Regions from separate parts of the Homo sapiens genome. Here region 2 is linked to region 1. A link is a contact called in ENCODE Hi-C or POLR2A ChIA-PET data. All regions are on one chromosome and are shown on one strand. The core of a region is the stretch at or near the end of the contact, and the rest is flanking DNA. Distances in the headings are between cores, read along the strand shown.

The links. A loop is a pair of places that touch in the nucleus more often than their neighbours do. ChIA-PET counts read pairs that join two places held with the same protein, here RNA polymerase II (POLR2A). Pooled maps may share reads with other maps.
Region 2: a pooled map shows a loop between it and region 1 (2.7-fold over the local background). The contact joins two enhancer-like sites. A Hi-C loop is called at or near these places in 1 of 50 pooled maps. POLR2A ChIA-PET finds 5 or more read pairs at or near these places in 7 of 52 experiments (Caco-2, OCI-LY7, Panc1 and 4 more).

The regions. Positions count from the first base shown.
Region 1 is chr20:35,067,529-35,075,158 of GRCh38, forward strand. TRPC4AP (transient receptor potential cation channel subfamily C member 4 associated protein) reads right to left here. Exons shown (of 19, transcript NM_015638.3): 3 at 1,768-1,884. Among named protein-coding and RNA genes, the nearest start is that of TRPC4AP, 21 kb to the right of the region's middle. RefSeq lists an enhancer at 2,810-2,979. Within about 2 kb of position 2,648, at least 3 of the 41 ENCODE cell types and tissues checked have a DNase peak (open chromatin) inside an H3K27ac peak, as active enhancers do.
Region 2 is chr20:35,249,259-35,256,888 of GRCh38, forward strand. The region is part of intron 2 of MMP24-AS1-EDEM2 (MMP24-AS1-EDEM2 readthrough); the gene reads right to left. MMP24 (matrix metallopeptidase 24) reads left to right here. Exons shown (of 9, transcript NM_006690.4): 3 at 2,647-2,763; 4 at 5,192-5,496. Among named protein-coding and RNA genes, the nearest start is that of MMP24-AS1-EDEM2, 25 kb to the right of the region's middle. Within about 2 kb of position 2,958, at least 5 of the 41 ENCODE cell types and tissues checked have a DNase peak (open chromatin) inside an H3K27ac peak, as active enhancers do.

The sequences.
Region 1 (7,630 bases), core at 1,398-3,897:
GAGAGAAATGAAAACATGTCCACAAAGAACCTGTGCAAGAATGTTTATAGCACTGTTATTCATAATAGCAAAAAGACGGAGGCAATCCAAATGCCTCTCAACAAATAAAAAATGTGGCATATCCACACTGTGAAACATCATTTGACCATAAAAATGAGTGTTGATACATGCTACAACACAGATGAATCTAGAAATCATTACGCTAAGTGAAAAGAAGCCAGTCACAAAAGACCACATATTATATAACTAAATTTATACAAAACGTCCACGACAGAGAAATCTATAGAGACAAAAAGTATACTAGTGTGGGGAGAGGGGGAGGAGGTGGTAGAGGTAGGGGAGTGCTAGATAAAACACATGGAGTTTCTTTTTTGAGGTGATGAAAATGCTCTAAAGTTGACTGTGGTGATGGTTGCACATATCTGCAAATATACTAAGAACCACTGAATTGTGTACTTCAAATGGGTGAAATGTATGGTATATGAACCATATCTTAATAAAGCTGATTAAAAAAAACTATGGAAAAATATCACTTTTCTCATAACTGCTTAGTAAATACTTAAAATACACTGTTTGTGGAAGGGGGCTTCTGGGTACTGGTAATGTTCTATTTCCTAATTTGGGTGGTAGTGCAAAAGTGAATGTATTTTGTGGTAATTATTGGTGTACTTTTCTGTATGAAGGTTATACTTCAGTAACAAAGTCTATAAAAATACACACATAAACACAGTATGTTGGTGATGGTATGGGTAAACAGACGCTCATACTTTGTTCCTGGGGATATAAACTGACAAAACTTCTTAGGTAGGTAAACTTCAGATTTATAAACAATAAAAAACATACGTTCTTGTTCCAAAGGTATATACTCACATGTATACAAAAATATGTAAAAGATCTTTACTGCAACCTTGTCTGTAAGAGAAATGGTGTGGAAAAATTATAAATGCCAGTCAACTGGGGCCTGGGTAAATAAATTATGGCACAATCACACCAGGAAACACTAACCATTTAATTTTTTTTTGAGAGCTCATCACCCAGGCTAGAGTGCAGTGGTATGATCTTGGCTCACGGCAACCTCTGCCTCCCGGCTTCAAGCAATTCTCCTGCCTCAGCCTCCTGAGTAGCTGGGATTACAAGTGCCTGCCACCGTGCCCATCTAATTTTGGTATTTTTAGTAGAGACAGGGTTTCACCATCTTGGACAGGTTGGTCTCGAACTCCTGACCTCACGATCCACCTGCCTTGGCCTCCCAAAGTGCTGGGATTACAGGCGTGAGCCACTGCGCCCGGCCTAAAATTGTTTTAATTAAAAAAAAAAAAAGAAGAAGAAAGAAGGTACAGAATAGTGTAGCCGTGTATATGGTATATCACTCTATGTGCGGAGAAAATAAACTAAGGTGGAGGTGGTGGGGAATATTTACACACACACACACACACACACACACACACACAAAAAAAACAAAACATCTTAAGCAGGACACACAAGAAACTAGTAATCACAACTGGTTCTGAGGAGGGGACACTGGGAAATTTAGAGATGTACTTTTCACTTAGTATTTTTTTAAAAAGGTATACACCAATTTAAATAAATGAATTCTTCTGAAGTAAAAACTATGCTGCTTCAACATGTAAATGCCGCTAAGCTTCTAAAAGTTAAAATCTGAAATGTTATAAATTCTGAAATCTTTCCTATCTCCCATTTCAAAAGTTAAATTCCCAAACCATTAAGCAGTAGTAACAGCAGTAGTAATAATAAATAGCTACTTACATCAACACCTCCAAACAAGTCAAAAATGTAAGTATTTGGATAAGTGGTTTCTTGGGTAAGTTTCCTCTCTTCAGTAACAAATGCCATAGCCTCCATGGAGAGAAGAGGAGAAATTTCCTAGTTTTTTTAAAAAAAAGTACATACATTGTTTTAGTAACCAACACAGACCAGACACTAAAGCATCAGTTTGAGCTTTAGTCCCAACTGGAGTTCCCATGAACACAAAGACAGTCCCCAATGAACCACACTTCCTAGTATTCAGGCCCCTGTAAAGCCCCTTCTCACACTAAATCTGGGCTGGTATGACACACCTCAACTAACAGCATGTGGTAGAAGTGACACTAGGCCACTTCCAGCACAAGCCTTAAGAAAGCCAGGCTCACACCTGTAATCCCAGCACTTTGGGAGGCTAAGGTGGGCGGATTACTTGAGGCCAGGAGTTTGAGACCAGCCTGGCCAACATGGCAAAACCCCATCTCTACTAAAAGTACAAAAATTAGCCGGATGTGGTGCTACACACCTGTAATCCCAGCTACTCAGGAATTTGAAGTACAAGAAGCACTTGAGCCACGGAGGCAGACGTTGCAGTGAGCCAACATAGAGCCACTGCACTCCAGCCTCGGCAACAGAGGGAGACTCTGTCATTAAAAAAAAATAAAAAGCCTGACAGACTTCGCTCTTGCCATCCTGGAACCCAAACATCATGCTGTGAGAACACAGCCAATGGGGAGGCCATAAGGAGAAGAAATGAGGCCAAGAGCAACATCCTTAGTTGATCTCCAGCTGACAGCCAGCACCAACCTGCCAGGGATGTGAGAGAGACCATTTTGGACATTCCAGATATCTCAGTACCACCCTACCCAACAGCACATGAAGCAGAGGAGCCACTCAGTCAACCAAGAATTGTTGACAGATAAATGATTCTTGTTACTTCCGGCTGCTAGGTTTCGGGGTGACTAGTTCTGTAGCAATAACCAAGTCACTGCTCAAATATAATCTCCTGCAGGAAGTCTTCTTGATTTCCCCCAACCAGAAGCATGCTCTTCAGACCCCCAAAACAATCTACAACTCATTTGTAACATTTAGCACTTTTACTTTGCACCTATTTACAAACCATTTCTTTTTTTTTTTTTGAGAGGGAGTCTCGCTCTGCCACCCAGGCTGGAGTGCAGTGGCGCGATCTCGGCTCACTGCAAGCTCTGCCTCCCGGGTTCACGCCATTCTCCTGCCTCAGCCTCCCGAGTAGCTGGGACTACAGGCGCCCGCCACTGCGCCCGGCTAATTTTTTGTATTTTCAGTAGAGACGGGGTTTCACCGTGGTCTCCATCTCCTAACCTTGTGATCCACCCGCCTCGGCCTCCCAGAGTGCTGGGATTACAGGCGTGAGTCACTGCGCCCGGCCAAACCTATGTTATTTCTTCCCTAGACTAAACGTTCCTTGAGGACAACACAAACAGATCCCACTTTGTATTCCCCACAGATTCCAAGACAGAGTATTTGATACAGCACACATAGGGTAGTAGTTCTCAAACTGACGGCCACAGAATCCTTTGTTCATATGGAACAAAGCTAAGAGGAAAAAAAATCTTACAAGAAAACCTAAAACATAGTAAGTTTCAAATAAGTACTTACTTAATGAATAAAGAAATGATGATCACATAGCAAAGATATACAAATATTAATTTCCCTCCCCTTTAACTTCACCTCAATCTCCTGAGATTTTGCAAGAAGCAAATAATGTGCAACTCTTTGAAAAGCATTTTTAAACAAGTTTAAGAAGCTATAATTATTTCTATCAGACTGTGAGATTCAAAATATGAAAATGTCTCTTCTTAAACGTAAAGACTAAGTTTAATTAGTTTCTATTACATTTTAAAATAACTTACTATGTGATATAATAATCAAAACTTCACCTCTGAAGAACACTGTCATTCAGTTTCATTACGTTCAATATAACTTACATGGTTTTTATTTATTTATTTTTGCTGTTTTTTATTTTATTATACTTTAAGTTCTAGGGTACTTGTGCACAACATGCAGGTTTGTTACATATGTATACATGTGCCATGTTGGTGCGCTGTACCCATTAACTCGTCATTTATATTAGGTATATCTCCTAATGCTATCCCTCCCCCCTCCCCCCACCCCATGCCAGGCCCTGGTGTGTGACGTTCCCCACCCTGTGTCCAAGTGTTCTCATTGCTCAATTCCCACCTATGAGTGAGAACACACGGTGTTTGGTTTTCTGTCCTTAACGATAGTTTGCTCAGAATGATGGTTTCCAGATTCATCCATGTCCCTACAAAGGACATGAACTCATCATTTTTTATGGCTGCATAGTACTCCATGGTGTATATGTGCCACATTTTCTTAATCCAGCCTACCATTAAATGGACATTTGGGTTGGTTCCAAGTCTTTTGCTATTGTGAATAGTGCTGCAATAAATATACACGTGCATGTGTCTTTATAGCAGCATGATTTATAATCCTTTGGGTAAATACCCAGTAATGGGATGGCTGGGTCAAATGGTATTTCTAGTTCTAGATCCTTGAGGAATCGCCACACTGTCTTCCACAATGGTTGAACTAGTTTACAGTCCCACCAACAGTTTAAAAGTGTTCCTATTTCTCCACATCCTCTCCAGCACCTGTTGTTTCCTGACTTTTTAATAATCGCCATTCTAACTAGTGTGAGATGGTATCTCATTGTGGTTTTGATTTGCATTTCTCTGATGGCCAGTGATGATGAGCATTTTTTCCTGTGTCTGTTGGCTGCATAAACGTCTTCTTTTGAAAAGTGTCTGTTCATATCCTTCGCCCAGTTTTTGATGGGGCTGTTTGCTTTTTTCTTGTAAATTTAAGTTCTTTGTAGATTCTGGATATTAGCCCTTTGTCAGATGGGTAGATTGCAAAAATTTTCTCCCATTCCGTAGGTTGCCTGTTCACTCTGATGGTAGTTTCTTTTGCTATGCAGAAGCTCTTTAGTTTAATTAGATCCCATTTGCCAATTCTGGCTTTTGTTGCCATTGCTTTTGGTGTTTTAGTCATGAAGTCCTTGCCCGTGCCTATGGCCTGAATAGTATTGCCTAGATTTTCTTCTAGGGTTTTTATGGTTTTAGGTCTAACATTTAAGTCTTTAATCAATCTTGAATTAATTTTTGTATAAAGTGTAAGGAAAGGATCCAGTTTCAGCTTTCTACATGTGGCTAGCCAGTTTTCCCAGCACTATTTATTAAATAGGGAATCCTTTCCCCATTTCTTGCTTTTGTCAGGTTTGTCAAAGATCGGACAGTTGTAGATATGCGGCATTATTTCTGAGGGCTCTGTTCTGTTCCACTGGTCTATATCTCTGTTTTGGTAATAGTACCATGCTGTTTTGGTTACAGTAGCCTTGTAGTATAGTTTGAAGTCAGGTAGCGTGATGCCTCCAGCTTTGGTTCTTTTGGCTTAGGATTGTCTTGGCAATGTGGGCTCTTTTTTGGTTCCATATGAACTTTAAAGTAGTTTTTTCCAATTCTGTGAAGAAAGTAATTGGTAGCTTGATGGGGATGGCATTGAATCTATCAATTACCTCGGGCAATATGGCCATTTTCACAATATTGATTCTTCCTATTCATGAGCATGGGATGTTCTTCCATTTGTTTGTGTCCTCTTTTATTTCATTGAGCAGTGGTTTGTAGTTCTTCTTGAAGAGGTCCTTCACATCCCTTGTGAGTTGGATTCCTAAGTATTTTAGTCTCTTTGTAGCAATTGTGAATGGGAGTTCACTCATGATTTGGCTGTCTGTTATTGGTGTATAGGAATGCTTGCGACTTTTGCACATTGATTTTGTATCCTGAGACTTTGCTGAAGCTGCTCATCAGTTTAAGAGGATTTTGGGCTGAGACAATGGGGTTTTCTAAATATACAATCATGTCATCTGCAAACAGGGACAATTTGACTTCCTCTTTTCCTAATTGAATACCCTTTATTTCTTTCTCCTGCCTGACTTCCCTGGCCAAAACTTCCGACACTATGTTGAATAGGAGTGTGCTGAGAGAGGGCACCCCTGTCTTGTGCCAGTTTTCAAAGGGAATGCTTCCAGTTTTTGCCCATTCAGTATGATATTGGCTGTGGGTCTGTCATAAATAGCTCCTATTATTTTAAGATACGTCCCATCAATACCTAGTTTATTGAGAGTTTTCAGCATGAAGGGCTGTTGAATTTTGTCGAAGGCCTTTTCTGCACCTATTATCATGTGGTTTTTGTCTTTGGTTCTGTTTATATGATGGATTACGTTTATTGATTTGCATATGTTGAACCAGCCTTGTATCCCAGGGATGAAGCCAACTTGATCGTGGTGAATAAGCTTTTTGATGTGCTGCTGGATTTGGTTTGCCAGTATTTTATTGAGGATTTTTGCATTGATGTTCATCAGGGATATTGGTCTAAAATTCTCTTTTGTTATGTCTCTGCCAGGCTTTGGTATCAGGATGATGCTGGCCTCATAAAATGAGTTAGGGAGGATTCCCTCTTTTTCTATTGATTGGAATAGCTTCAGAAGGAATGGTACCAGCTCCTCTTTGTACCTCTGGTAGAATTCGGCTGTGAATCCGTCTGGTCCTGGACTTTTTTTGGTTGGTAGGCTATTAATTATTGCCTCAACTTCAGAGCCTGTTATTGGTCTATTCAGGGATTCATTCAACTTCTTCCCAGTTTAGTCTTGGGAGGGTGTATGTGTCCAGGAATTTATCCATTTCTTCTAGATTTTCTAGTTTATTTCCGTAGAGGTGTTTATAGTATTCTCTGATGGTAGTTTGTATTTCTGTGGGATTGGTGGTAATATCCCCTTTATCATTTTTTATTGCATCTATTTGATTCTTCTCTCTTTTCTTATTAGTCTTGCTAGCGGTCTTTCAATTTTGTTGATCTTTTCGAAAAACGAGCTTCTGGATTCATTGATTTTTTGAAGGGTTTTTTGTGTCTCTATATCCTTCAGTACTGCTCTGATCTTAGTTATTTCTCGCCTTCTGCTAGCTTTTGAATGTGTTTGCTCTTGCTTTTCTAGTTCTTTTAATTGTGATGTTAGGGTGTCAATTTTAGATCTTTCCGGCTTTCTCTTGTGTGCATTTAGTGCTATAAATTTCCCTCTACACACTGCTTTAAATGTGTCCCAGAGATCCTGGTATGTCATGTCTTTGTTCTCAATGGTTTCAAAGAACACCTTTATTTCTGCCTTCATTTCGTTATGTACCCAGCAGTCATTCAGGAGCAGGTTGTTCAGTTTCCACGTAGTTGAGTGGTTTTGAGTGAGTTTCTTAATCCTGAGTTCTAGTTTGATTGCACTGTTGTCTGAGAGACAGTTTGTTATAATTTCTGTTCTTTTACATTTACTAAGGAGTGCTTTACTTCCAACTATGTGGTCAATTTTGGAATAAGTGCGACGTGGCGCTGAGAAGAATGTATATTCTGTTGATTTGGGGTGGAGAGTTCTGTAGATGTCTATTAGGTCCGCTTGGTGCAGAGCTGAGTTCAATTCCTGGATATCCCTGTTAACTTTCTGTCTCGTTGATCTGTCTAATGTTGACAGTGGGGTGTTAAAGTCTCCCATTATTATTGTGTGGGAGTCTAAGTTTCTTTGTAGGACTTGCTTTATGAACCTGGGTGCTCCTGTATTGGGTACATACATATTTAGGATAGTTAACTCTTCTTGTTGAATTGATCCCTTTACCATTATGTAATGGCCTTGTCTCTTTTGATCTTTGTTGGTTTAAAGTCTGTTTTATCAGAGACTAGGATTGCAACCCCTGCTTTTTTTTTTGTTTTCCACTTGCTTGGTAGATCTTCCTCCATCCCTTTATTTTGAGCCTATGTGTGTCTCTGC
Region 2 (7,630 bases), core at 1,708-4,207, 180 kb after region 1:
GGTGGTTCTTGGTTCCCTTCCCAGGGACTGTTAATTAAAGGAAGCTAGATTAGCCATTTAAAGTCCTATGTTTGAGTGTCGCCTTGGGAAATGTCACACATTTATTCATTCACTCATTCATTTGGTCAACAACATAGTTCCTCTAGCTCAGCTTTGTGCTAAGCACTGACAGGAAAAAATAAAAGCTCCAGGCTTTGTTAAATTGCATTAATGAATAGTTCATTTTTTCATTCAACTAAGTTCCAGTCCTGCCTTGCTGATTTCTGTGTTTTGCAAGGTACTGGATTTATCTGTGGATTGTTTCCCTCATCTGTGAAATGGGAATAATAATTTCTTTTTTTTTTTTTTGAGACGGAGTCTCGCTCTGTCGCCCAGGTTGGAGTGCAGTGGCGGGATCTCGGCTCACTGCAAGCTCCACCTCCTGGGTTCAAGCCATTCTCCTGCCTCAGCCTCCCAAGTAGCTGGGACTACAGGGGCCCGCCACCACGCCCGGCTAATTTTTTTTTTTTATTTTTTAGTACAGACGGGGTTTCACCATGTTAGCCAGGATGGTCTCGATCTCCTGACCTCGTGATCCGCCCGCCTCGGCCTCCCAAAGTGCTGGGATTACAGGTGTGAGCCACCGTGCCTGGCCCGGGAATAATAATTTCTGTTACCTCACAGTGTTGTTTTGAGAATCAAACTTTTTTATTTTATTTATTTATTTATCTATTTATTGAGACAAGGTCTGACTCCCCTCACCCAAGTGTACTGGTGTGATCTTGGCTCACTGTAGCCTCAACTTTCCAAGCTCAGGTGATCCTCCCACCTCAGCCTCCCTAGTAGCTGGGACTACAGGCACATGCCACCATGCCTGGCTAATTTTTTGTATCTTTAGTAGAGATAGGGTTTTGCCATGTTGCCCAGGCTGGTCACAATCTTCTAGGCTCAAGCAATCTCCTGCCTCAGCTTCCCAAAGTGCTAGGATTATAGGTGTTAGCTACTGCACCTGGCCAAGAATTAAACATTTTAAAAGAATGTGCTGGGCGCAGTGGCTCATGTCTGTAGTCCCAGCACTTTGGGAGGCCAAGGTGGGCAGATCACCTGAGGCTAGGAGTTCAAGACCAGCTTGGCCAACATAGTGAAACCCTGTCTGTACTAAAAGTACAAAAATTAGCCAAGCGTGGTGGTGCGCGCCTGTAATCCCAGCTACTACTCAGGAGGTTGAGGCAGGAGAATTGCTTGAACTTGGGAGGCAGAGGTTGCAGTGAGCTGAGATGGCACCACTACACTCCAGCCTGGGCAACAGAGCGAGACTCTGTCTCAAAAAAAAAAAAAGAAAGAAAGAAAGAGAAATACCTGAAACTGGGTAATTTATAAAGAAAAGAGGTTTAGTTGGCTCAGGGTTCCACAGGCTTTACAGGAAGCATGGCTGGGGACGCCTCAGGAAACTTTCAATCGTAGTAGAAGGCAAAGGGGAAACAAGCACATCATCATATGGCAGGAGCAGGGGGAAGAGTGAGAAGGGGGAGGTGCTCCACACCATTAAACAACCAGATCTCATGAGAACTCACTCACTATCAGCAGAACAGCAAGGGGGAAGTCTGCCTGCATGGCCCAATCACCTCCCACCAGGCCCCGCCTCCAACAGAGACACAAATCAAAACATATCACCTGGTAACAAACAGATATCAGGATTTACGTAATTTCAGGCACTGGGCTACCTTCTTTTGAGGATACAATGATGAATAGGACATAGTTCCTGTCCTCAATTTACCATTTATTAGAGGAAATAAACCAATAAATTTTAAATCACAACACAATATAATAAGTGCTGCAGAGAATTATGTTCCACATCCCACAGTTGTTAAGCCACTTCTTTTTTTTTTTTTTTTCCTGAAACGGCATTTCACTCTTCTTGCCCAGGCTGGAGCACAATGGCACAATCTTGGTTCACTGCAACCTCCGCCTCACGGGTTCAAGCAAGTCCCCTGCCTCGGCCTGCTGAGTAGCTGGGATTACAAGTGTGAACCACTGCAGCTGGCTAATTTTTTTTTTTGTATTTTTAGTACAGATGGGGTTTCACCGTGTTGGCCAGGCTGGTCTCGAACTCCTGACCTCAGATAATCCACCCGCCTCAGCCTCCCAAAGTGCTGGGATTACAGGCGTGAGCCACCGTGCCCAGCTGAAGAGTTTGAATTTTATTCTCAGTGTTTGGGGAAGTCGCTGGAGGCTTTTAACCAGGGCATCCTGTAATCTCATTGCATTTACAGAGCATTTTCACATGTACTTCCTCCTTGAAGACGCACCTCCACCTAAGACCAAGAACTAGAGTTCTCATGTTGCAGAGGAGGAAACTGAGGTTCATATTGGTTCAGCCACTTGCCTGGGGGTCCTATGACTAGTGGTGGAGCTGGAGCTTATCAAGCCCATATATTCTGATTCTCAGTCTTTATACAGCTATTTCCTCATCTATGATTGTGAGTGCATGAATTAATGAATCAATCAATCATGTTCTTGTTGGGGTCCATCCAAGCCAGGGTCCCAGAGTGTAGCTTGAGGATGCACATTGCTTTCCAGACTGGAGCTGGGGAATAGGCAGTCCCTTCCTAAAGTGTTCAGTGACCACAGTGCATATGCGTGTGTGTGTGTCCTCTCTCTGCCCAGGTGGATGAAGAAACCCCGATGTGGTGTCCCTGATCACCCCCACTTAAGCCGTAGGCGGAGAAACAAGCGCTATGCCCTGACTGGACAGAAGTGGAGGCAAAAACACATCACCTACAGGTGCTTCGACTCTCCCTCTTCCTCCCTGCCTTTGGCTCCACCCTCACTCTGTTTTTCCTGGCCTGAGTTTCAAAGGCTCACAATGTAGGGGGGCCTGGGGATCAGGCTTACAACATAGGCCAAGAGCCAGGCATGTGGGCATTGGCACTAGGTGCTGAGAGCCCATAACCTTGTCCTCCTTGTGGCTTCCACAGGATGCTGTGACTCCAACCTCAGGTTTATTTGGTCCTCTGGGGGCTCTTAGTTGTCTTCTGTTTAGATGCCTATAGTTTTTAGGTTACAGGAAGTGGGGTATGAATGGTTTGGTAACTTTCAGCTGTGAAAAAGAATCGTGGCTTGCAGTGAGCTATATCATGCCACTGCACTCCAGCCTGCGTGACAGAGTGAGACTCTGTCTCCAAAACAAAACAAATGAAACAAAAACCACAAAACAAAACAAACAAAACCATGGCTTAATTCAGTCTCCTTATCACTGCCTGCCAAACCCCATTCCCTCTGATCTGGATCCTCCCACCCCAAAATCCACCTGATGGACTTCACCTGAGATTCCCAACGCAGAGTTCCAGTTGTTTCTTAAGGAGTATAAAGAACTGGGACCTGAATCATAATAGTGTCATCTTTGACTGTCTGGAGGAACCAAGGGCAGAGCAGGATCCATCTCCAAGTCAGATCAGTGGCCCAAGAACTAGATGATGGAGCCCATCACAGCAGACTGAAGCACCGGAGTGAGGCTGGGGCAAGGGCCAGGCATTGAGCAGGCTCAGGTGGGGGTGGGGCAAGGGGCAGGCACTGGACAGGCTCAGGTGGGGCTGGGGCAAGGGCCAGGCATGGGCAGGCTCAGGTGGGGCTGGGGCAAGGGCCAGGCATGGGCAGGCTCAGGTGGGGCTGGGGCAAGGGCCCGGCATGGGCAGGCTCAGGTGGGGCTGGGGCAAGGGCCAGGCATGGGCAGGCTCAGGTGGGGCTGGGGCAAGGGCCAGGCATGGGCAGGCTCAGGTGGGGCTGGGGCAAGGGCCAGGCATGGGCAGGCTCAGGTGGGGCTGGGGCAAGGGCCAGGCATGGGCAGGCTCAGGTGGGGCTGGGGCAAGGGCCAGGCATGGGCAGGCTCGGGTGGGTGCTGGCTGGCACTTCTCAAGGCTCTGCTGTCATCTCAGGTGGATCCCTTTGGTGCAGAGGCAAGATCTAAGACAGAGATCCTCAAGAGTTGAACTAAGGGCTCCCCTGCTGACAAGCACTCCCTACAGAACGGGACTTTTTTTTTTTTTTTTTTTTTTTCAGAAATCTGACAAGAGAAGGAAAGTTAGGGTTGAACTAAGGGCTCTTCTGCTGATAAGCTGTCCCTTCAGAACGGGATTTTTTTTTTCCAGAAATCTGACAAGAGAAGGAAACTTAAGAATCTAGGTTAGAAACTGAATAGACTCTTGGGTCTCTTGAAGGGGTAGAGTGGATCAAGAGAAAGAAGCACTGGGTTCTAACCCAACTCTGAGTAACTTCTATCACTAGACTTCTCTGGGCTTCAGTTTCCTTACGTGTGGAGTAGGTAGAATAATCCATGCCCCAGAGGGTCACAGGGCAGGGAACCCACAGGTAGTAACGTTGTTTTGTGAAGAACCAATGCAATATGAACACAGCGACGCTAAACAGCTAAACCTATAATGGATTAAATCAGATACCGGCCAGCTTCTAGGCAGACAAGCCAAAGATTGGTACCAAAGATTTTTTAAAGAGACTTTTCACTTAAACTCCTCTCTATTATTTGAATATTTTTATAACTTTTATAAATGAACATATTTCGTATTAGGGAAAAAAACTTAAAATTCAGAAAATGCTATCTACCAATTTCCTTTGGGTTTTTTTTTTTTTTTTTTGAGACAGAGTCTCACTCTTGTTACCCAGGCTGGAGTGCAGTGGTGCAATCTTGGCTCACTGCAACCTCTGCCTCCGGGTTCAAGCAATTATCCTGCTTCAGCCTCCCGAGTAGCTGGGATTACAGACTCACACCACCACGCCTGGCTAATTTTTGTACTTTTAGTAGAGACAGGGTTTCACCATGTTGGTCAGGCTGGTCTCGAACTCCTGACCTCATGTGGTCCGCCAGCCTCGGCCTCCCAAAGTGCTGGGATTACAGGCGTGAACCGCTGCGCCCAGCCCCAATTTACTTTTCTCAACAAACTAGAGTGGAATCCTTTATTCGACACAGCTTTGCTGGAGATCAAATGGAAAACACTGAGTAAAGCAAAGCCATCTGACTGAGGCAGGGTGGGGATCCAGAGCTCTGTTACTCAGCCTCTTCTTCAATCCCTGAGGCAGCTAAGCAGAATTCTAGGGTTCAAAATCAGATCACTGAGCCACATTGTCTCAGGTATCTATTTTAGCTCTGCTAGTCTCTGACTCTCTGATCTTGCCTAATGATCCTCCCCTCTCTCACCAGCATTCACAACTATACCCCAAAAGTGGGTGAGCTAGACACGCGGAAAGCTATTCGCCAGGCTTTCGATGTGTGGCAGAAGGTGACCCCACTGACCTTTGAAGAGGTGCCATACCATGAGATCAAAAGTGACCGGAAGGAGGCAGACATCATGATCTTTTTTGCTTCTGGTTTCCATGGCGACAGCTCCCCATTTGATGGAGAAGGGGGATTCCTGGCCCATGCCTACTTCCCTGGCCCAGGGATTGGAGGAGACACCCACTTTGACTCCGATGAGCCATGGACGCTAGGAAATGCCAACCATGACGGTAAGGCCATGAGGGGACAGGGGTCAGTCTTGGGCTGCTCAGTTGTTGGGAAAGAACTTGGAGGACATCCTAGATGAGTTTCCTGCTTTCTAGAGCCTCTTGTCCAAGAACTAAGACCGTAAGAGGGTGGGAACTGTGATTTCTGATAATATTCAACGTTCAATCCACCAGGGCCAGGGCCATGGAGATGAGTCAGATCACTTAGAAGATAGTCCGGTTGGCAGGAGAAAAGTAAGGTTAGGCCAGTAAGAAGATAAAGTAATGGACCAGAGGCTGAAGAAAAAGTTTAAAAGGGGCCAGGCACAATGGCTCACGCCTGTAATCCCAGTACTTTGGGAGGCCAAGGCAGGTGGATCACCTGAGGTCAGGAGTTCAAGACCAGCCTGGCCAACATGGTGAAACCCTGTCTCCACTAAAAATACAAAAATTATCTGGGCGTGGTGGCGGGTGCCTGTAATCCCAGCTACTCAGGAGGCTGAGGCATGAGAATCGCTTGAACCCAGAAGGCAGAGGTTGCAGTGAGCCGAGATCGCACCATTGTACTCCAGCCCAGGCGACAAGAGTGAAACTCCATCTCAAAAAAAAAAAAAGTTAAAAGGCATTAAAGCTGAAAGAGGGGTCTGAAAGTAGTAGGCTCTGGCCTGAATGATGAGGGCTCCAAAAGCCATCTTATGAATGACACGACTGGCTCTCTCCTTTGTCACCCTCACAGGTGAGTAGCAGGCCCTGAAATTATTCTGGCATCCTTGGATAATTTACCCTGCACCACTATGGTTCAATGAATATTTATGGAGGCAGAGTCAATACCGTGCAGCAATAGTAATGATACCCTGCAGGTTGCCAAAAAATTCATCATCAATATTTACTCACAAGGCACATGCTTAGTATGTAGGCAAGTGTACATTATTACACCCATTTTTAAGATGAAGAGTTGGGGCTCAACTGGCATAGCTGAAAGGTGACAATGCAGGTATCAAGCCCTGGTTCAACTACTGGCTATGTGATACCCTCGGTCTCCTCGTCTGCAAAGTGAGGGGCTGGATTAGGTGATCGCTAAGGGCCCTTCCAACTCTAATGAACATGATACAAAGTCTTGCAAAGACCAGGGGGAGCTGAATGTTTGAAAAAAATGGCATGATCTCTGTCCCCTGGCAGTCCAGAGTCAGTCTAGCAGGGGAGTTAGGTGTGCACGTAAGTAACCCTGTCATAGACAGACTCTACCCAAGGCTGTAGCAGAGGCACAAAGAAATATGTAGGAGTTTGGAGGAAAGAGGGACAGAGGAGTGTGGCTTTTGGATTATAAGAGATGATAATTAGTGGGTATGCTGGTGTTCTGAGGCCCGTGCCAAGTGCTTGCCACCCATTATGTGTGGAAACTATTATATCTATTAATACATTATAATGCATAATTAAATTTATGTATTAAGCAATATATAATGTTAAATTATTATTATAGGTAAATATTGCTATCTTCATTTTACAGATAGGTAAACTGAGATATAGAGAAACATTAAGTCACCTACCTAAGGTCCCACAGTTGGTGAATGGTGAAATAAGGCTTTGAATCTGGGCATTATGGCCCTGGAGCCCATGCTGTCAGCCATCATGCTAAGCTTCCATGGTTCTCAAACTGTAGGGCACAGCAGAATCACCTGGGAACCATTTTTAAGAATTCAGATTCCAGGCCAGGCACGGTGGATCACACCTGTAATCCCAGCACTTTGGGAGGCCGAGGCAGGTGGATCACCTGAGGTCGGGAGTTCAAGACCAGCCTGGCCAACATGGTGAAACCCATCTCTACGAAAAACACAAAAATTAGCCAGGCATGTTGGCAGGTGCCTGTAATCCTAGCTACTCTGGAGGCTGAGGCAGGAGAATCCCTTGAACCCGGGAGGCGGAGGTTACAGTGAGCCGAGATCATGCCACTGCACTCCAGCCTGGGCAACAGAGATTCCGTCTCAAAAAAAAAAAAAAAAAAAAAAAAAAGACTGCAGATTCCAGGACCCTAACCTCTTGTCATTCTGATTCTCTGGGTCCGGGGTAGGGCCTGGGAATCTGCAAGTGGTCTAATACATTCCTGGGGCCTTCTGATGCAGGTGTTCCATCACCATGAGAAACGCTATCTTAATACCTA